Regions from separate parts of the Homo sapiens genome. Here region 1 is linked to region 2. A link is a contact called in ENCODE Hi-C data. All regions are on one chromosome and are shown on one strand. The core of a region is the stretch at or near the end of the contact, and the rest is flanking DNA. Distances in the headings are between cores, read along the strand shown. Region 1 holds the start of ZNF334 (zinc finger protein 334). Region 2 holds the start of TNNC2 (troponin C2, fast skeletal type).

Region 1 (3,150 bases), core at 386-2,885, 690 kb after region 2:
GAATATATGATTTCTGTATATCTATGTCCACTTTTCCAGTATTGATCGAATACTCTTCTCTGATGCTGAATTTTATACATTTCGTTTCATCTGCAAACTACTCTAAACCTCTTGAAATTCACTGTATAATGTGAGAAGTAAATCCCTGAGCAACTTACCTGAAATTTTTTCATTTTCATGTTCTCTTGAGAAAGGGCCAAGAGTGTTGAAAGCAGAGCTGGGTAAGGAAGAATGGCGAATGGAATCATGAGCGATTTGGCTCACACAGCAGCTCTACAATTACCTACAAAGCCACACACCCATTTAAAAACATGGCCCTTTGACCAGTCTGGTTCAGGAAGCAACATGTTGAGGAAACGTTCACTTGTCCATTTATAGTTCTAGAATGGTCTCATAGAGCTTTTCTTACTGAGTGAGTGTCAACAAATGTTTTCTACTGAATTACTGTCAATCTATGCCTCCTTTGAAAAAAATTGAAAACGTCTGAGTCCAATTAATAGGAGACTAGGTCAACGAAAGTTAGTATATACAAAGCCTGGAACACTATTTTGGCATTAAAATGGACTCTAGGATTAAAAGATTTCTTGGAATAGGAAAATGATATTATGTCACTTACCTGTTTTCCTACTAATGTGTTTAGCCACTTGAGATGACAGAATCCAGAGAGAATGAATGAAAGTGCTTTAAGGTGTTTGTCTTTTTGACAGTTTGGTTTCCCTTAGCTGCAGTTTCACAAGAGGACCTTTTACTAAGAAACTTCTTGTGGTAGGTAACGTAAATGTGGTAGATGACAAAAGCCCTGACCTGGTACTCAAAGGACCAGAATTCAGTTATTGGATCTGTCACTAGCAAACTGCATTACTGAAAAAAATATTTACTAAGTCGTAATTTTAATATAAGATAAATTGGTTTTTAGTCTTTCCTTTACCCCTATCGTGTAGCTCTGTAAGGGGTAAACTCAGTAAATCCCAGGTGAGGTGATGAACATGGTTGGTGCAGCTCTGAATAAACAGAGGGTGGAGATGGTAGGGAATGACATGTATGTGTTTAGGAAGTGATGAAGACATCATTTCCTTATTTATAACCAGTACTCCTTCCCTCCAACCCAGGACTCTCGCAGATACCTCCAGTGAAGTGTCTTTTCCTGTCAAATCTTGACCCTGCCCATTCCAGCTCACATCCTTCTTCCGAAAGTTGAACTGAACTTTGCTGAGCTATAATAATCAATGGCTGCAAGACTAAGTGCATCAGCAGAAGTTCTGGAAAGAGGTTCTAGCTACTTGGATGCGTAAACCTTTCACCTTCACCAAGCGCCTTCTTCGGGCAAATCAGGGCCCTAGAGAGAGCTCGCCCGTGGCCTGCAGGTCAGGAGCCCAATCCTGCCCTGGCTGCCTCGCCTCCCGACCACAGGAAACCCTCCCTCCAAAGACAGGGAGAGCGCGCGTCCACCCTCCGCAGACCCGAGGCCCGCTCCGCCCGGCCCCACCGTTCCCTCCGACGCCCGAGTGCTCAGAGCTCGCCGCCAGCCCTTCCTATAGGTTGTGGGTGCACCCGCTTCGCCTCCAGTTCGCACCAGGTCCAAGTCTCGGCGGGACCAGGGATTCACGGGCTGCAGGACCCTCACCCGGAAGAGCCTGGCGAACCGGAAGGGCGTCCAGGTAAAAAACAGGAACAGCACATGCGCAGAAAGGCCCCCGGGCCGCCTTTCCCGGGGCTCTCCCGGGCCCCCCGCCGGCTTTCCGGACCACAGTCCCCAGAAGGCGTCGCGGCCACCGCCCTACCCTGAGGGATCTTTGAGGAGCTTCTGCTTTAACTACAGAGTTTAGGTGACTGCTGTGAATCATCAATACGAAAAGTAAAGTTTCATATCCGTTTCACCGAAGTCTATAGATGAGAAAGGAAAATTCTGCGAAATGAAAATGACTGCTAAAGATATTCCAGCAGAATATAATACTAACGACCTGCAGAAAATTTCTCCCAAACAGGATACAAAATCATTGCTGGCTTTCAATACGTGAAGGTTGAAAATAAATCAGAATATCTCTGAAGAAAATGAACTATTAGCCGTAACCCCAATTCCCAGAGATATCCGAGTTTAACATTAGGTGCACATTCTTCTGACAGCTTTACAAAGAGGAACTCATATAGGTCTAGTAATTTGTTATTTTTTAAATTAGCAATATAGTTAATATACTTTAATACCACGAATTATCTCATATACATTGTGAGTAATATAGAAAATAGTTTTACATCCACAAGGAAAATACATACAATCATGCATGGTTTAACGATGGGGATACACTCTGAGAAATGTGTCTTTAGGCAATCTCGTCTTTGTGTGAACATCATGGAGGGTTCTTACACAAATCTAGACAATATAGTCTACTACACACCTAGGCTGTATGGTATAGCCTATTTCTCCTAGGCTACAGGCCTGTGTGGCATGTCACTGTCCTGAATACCATATGCAATGGTAACACAATGGTATTTGTGTATGTAAACATATCTAAACATAGGGAAGGTGCAGTAAACGTACAGTATTGTAATCTTATGAGACCACAGTTGTATATGCAGTACATCGTTGACTGGAACATTCTTATATTATGCATGACTGTATATGAATTGTATACATATTGAATAAATAGAACTTTATAAAACTTTACTCATTGGAAGGCATGAAAGTTTCTGACAAAGTTATAATGTATTATTATTCAATTCCAGAAAAGAACAATTAGCGACTGGTGGTAGCTAGTCTTCAAAGATGGCCCCCAATGAACTAAACTTCCCAGTATTCCAGGCTTGTATATTTCCCTCCCACGTTGACTTTGACTGACTCTGTGACTCTCTTTAACCAAAAGAATGCGTCAGAAGTCACACTGTGCCAGTTCCAGAAATAAGCCATACAAAGTCCTGGCAGCTTCAGCTTTGCCCTTTGAAGAGTCCTTAGACGCTGTGTAAGACATGCAGTTAACCTGTTAGACCAAGTGGAGAAACCAGGAGAAGTAGGAAGTGAGAGGCCCTGAGACCACATGGAAAAAGAGAGGCCCATCTTTCCTAGCAATGCAGCTATCCCAGCCTTCCAGTCATCCTTGCCTAGAGACATCAGACATATGAGTGAACATTCTAGGCCAGTGAAGTTCCTGGATGACT
Region 2 (3,236 bases), core at 13-2,512:
CTTCATCTTTTCTCTGTAGCTTTTCAGGGATGAGATATCAGGGGTGTGAAAGGGCTTTGTAAAGGGCTAGCACCATTCCAGCACTATTTTCCAGTTTTCTGCAGCTCCTAATGGTGCCCGGTACTTTAATAGTTGCTCAATAAAATGTTTGTTCTCAAATAAATAATAATGCAACACAAAGTTATTGAGTACTTGCTGCATGTCAGGCCACAGATCAGGCACTGGAACCACAAAGAAGAGATAAAAGACACATCATCCCGCCCCTCAGAGAACTGGCAGAGTCGGAGGCTGTCAGCTTCCTTCTTAGGATTCAGTCATTGGAGAAAAGGCCCCTCATGGGGGGCCGAATGTGATGGAGGCCTTGACATGAAAGTGAGATTTCTGCAGGGGTTTCCACGTCATATCCAAGCCAGGCCATCTGGGTCAGAGGCTTTGGATTGAGGCTGGCAGTGAGGACAGGGTGAGGCTTCCAAGGAGCTCTTCAGCCAGCTGGCCACCAGTGCTCCTCCTTCTCCCCCTCCTTCCTCTCCTCCTCTTTCCCTATGCCAGGAGGGCAGGCTATTTTTAGTCAGGCATGGGCAACAGCAGCTGGCCTCTGGGATCTAGTTACTCCTTGAAGTGAAGTGGGGAGGGGGATCTCAGACCAAAACAACAGCTCCAAATCAGAAGCCCTCTCTAGGAGAGCGGAGTCTCTCTAACTCTGGTCTGTCATCTTCTGCCCCTTCCCATCATCCTCAGGGCTCCCAGAGCCCTGCATCTGAGCAGGCCCCACGCCCTGCCGGCCTCCCGTCTTCTGGAGGAGGCTTTCTTCTCTCCATGATGATAGGAGGGTTTGGCCAGGCTTCTGGCTCACCCCTGCCACTGGCCTGCTGGGTGACTCACTCTGACCCCTCAGAGTCCCCACTGTGTGAAGGAAACAAGCTAAGAGCTCTTCACAGGTCTATGAATGACACTGCTGGAAGTTTCCAGAAGTGAGTAGGCAGTCAGCAAGCCTTAAGGATCAATCTCTGGAATATCCCAGCCCTCCCCTTTCAAGAAAAGTCAAAGGCCTTCCTCCAAGACACCTGGGTTCCAGGAACCTCCATGCTCCAACCTCAAACATCCAAGTTACTGCCCCACAGAGCACCCAGGCCTGGCCTGAAAGGGGTCCAGAGTGCTCCCGTGAGTAAAGGCACAAAGTCCCCTCTTGTCCTTACCATGGTTGCTGGTGACCGGGACTCCTCTGTTGCAGGTCGCCTCCTTTGCACTCCACCACCCAAAGATGACCTGGCCTGCTCTAGCCCCCGGGATTTGTAGGGGCACCCTCCCCTCCCACCTCCCTGCTCCCCAGCACTGGAGACCCTGCCCAATCAGATCCTGGGGTCAGCGAGTCCCACCCCTCCCACAGTCTGAACCCATTACCTAATTTAGCCAAGGGCCCTTGCAGAGAAATTTAAGCCTCCAAGCAGGTGGCAGGCCTTGACGTCCTAGATTCTTGTGAGGAAGGCCTGCCCTGTTCCACTGCCTTGGAGTCCCCCCGACCGAGGAAGCACACTGGCTCCAAGATGGTAAGGATGATCAGAGTAGTAAAGGGTGAGGCAGCATGGTAAAATGGGGAGAGTACAAGCCTTGAAGTCCAAAACCCAAGATCCAAGGCCAGCCTCTGCGAGTTGTGTGACCTTGGGCCGGTAGCAGTGCCTCTCTGAGCCATTTCTTCATCTGTGGGATTGGACCTGTCTGTGGGGTCTCCCTCACAGAGAGACCATGGTAAATGGGAACCCGGGTATAAGTCACCTAGCTTGTGCTGGGTACACAGCGTTGGTGCTTGGCAAGAGGAATGTCCCGTCTTTGAACCATGGTAAGGGGCAGGGGATAGGAGGAGAAAGTGACAGGTAGGCCACTGTTTACTGAACCCCATGACGTGCCACACACTGTGCTAAGCATTTTAACATGATCTCATCTAGTGCTCCTCCTATGAGGTAGCAACGATTATCCCCACTTGACTGCAGAGCTTTGTAAATTATAAAGGTCTATACTCACTCTGTCACCAAGGCTGATGTGCAGTGGTGCTATTATAGCTCACTGCAGCCTCTATCTCCTGGGCTCAAGTGATCCTCCCACTTCAGCCTCCCGAGTAGCTGGGACTAGAGGTGCACCACCACCCCTGGCTTTTTTTTTTTTTGTATTTTTATAGAGATGGGGTTTCACCATGTTGCCCAGGCTGGTCTCGAACTCCTAGGCTCAGGGGATCCTTCCACCTTGGTTTCCCAAAGTGCTAGAATTACAGTCATGAGGCACCATGCCCACCCATGTTGATGATTCTTATTATTAATCCTGACTGGAGGGAAGTTGGGACAGACAGTCCTTGGGGCACCTGTCCAGATGGAAAAATGTATGGAGGGATGGAGGAGAGGAGGATGTGCATTTGGAGGAGAAATAATCATTGAAAGCAAAGATCCTTCTCTGAAAGTTACCTTCTCCAGGGAAAGGGTGTTTGGATTCACTTTTTTTGAAGTAAGGAGTAGGCAGGGGAAGGTTCTTTAAGTGGTAAAAGGACAGCTGGCCCCTTCCTAGAGCTCAGTGAAGAAATCTGGTCATCTGGGGAGTAAAGGGGTGGGCAGACCAAGTCCAGAGGGAGCCCAACCTGAGAATCCACAAGGTGCAGGCTGGGCACTGGGGAGTAGGCAAGGCTTGTAGACAGTGGCTACGTGGACAGAAAGAGCACCAAGACAACCGATAGCAGGCTCTGGGGCCAGGAAAGGGGGGCTGGACACCAAGGAATGCAGATGGACAGTGGCAACTGGGCTGCCCCCTTCCCCTATATATAGACATTCCCAAGGAAAGCTCAGCAGGGCTGGGCCAAGCTAAATAAGGCCTCCCCCAGGCAGGCAGGGTGCCAAAGGGTGAGGGAGACCCATGGGATTCCAATTTAGTTTTTATTGTTTTTTGGTTTTTTGGGGTTTTGTTTTTGAGACAGACTCTCACTCTGTCACCCAGGCTGGAATGCAGTGGCACAATCTCGGCTCACTGCACCCTCCGCCTCCTAGGTTCAAGTGATTCTCATGCCTCAGCCTTCTGAGTAGCTAGGATTACAGGCACATACCACTACGCCCAGCTAATTTTTGTTTTTGGTTTTTTTTTTTTTTTTTTTTTGAGACAGAGTTTTGCTCTTGTTGCCCAGGCTGGAGTACAATGGTGCAATCTCGGCTCACCACAACCTCCGCCTCTTGGGTTCAAGCAATTCTCCTGCCTCAGCC

The links. Hi-C counts contacts between places; a loop is a spot of excess contacts on that map.
Region 1: a map of sciatic nerve shows a loop between it and region 2 (7-fold over the local background). The contact joins the promoter of ZNF334 here to the promoter of TNNC2 in region 2. A Hi-C loop is called at or near these places in 1 of 168 maps with a recorded cell type or tissue (sciatic nerve).

The regions. Positions count from the first base shown.
Region 1 is chr20:46,511,924-46,515,073 of GRCh38, forward strand. It overlaps ZNF334 (zinc finger protein 334), which reads right to left and starts at 1,636. Exons shown (of 5, transcript NM_001353824.2): 1 at 617-1,636; 2 at 159-217. The coding sequence starts at 179. RefSeq lists a silencer at 1,676-1,910.
Region 2 is chr20:45,826,050-45,829,285 of GRCh38, forward strand. TNNC2 (troponin C2, fast skeletal type) reads right to left here and starts at 1,263. Exons shown (of 6, transcript NM_003279.3): 1 at 1,197-1,263. The coding sequence starts at 1,199.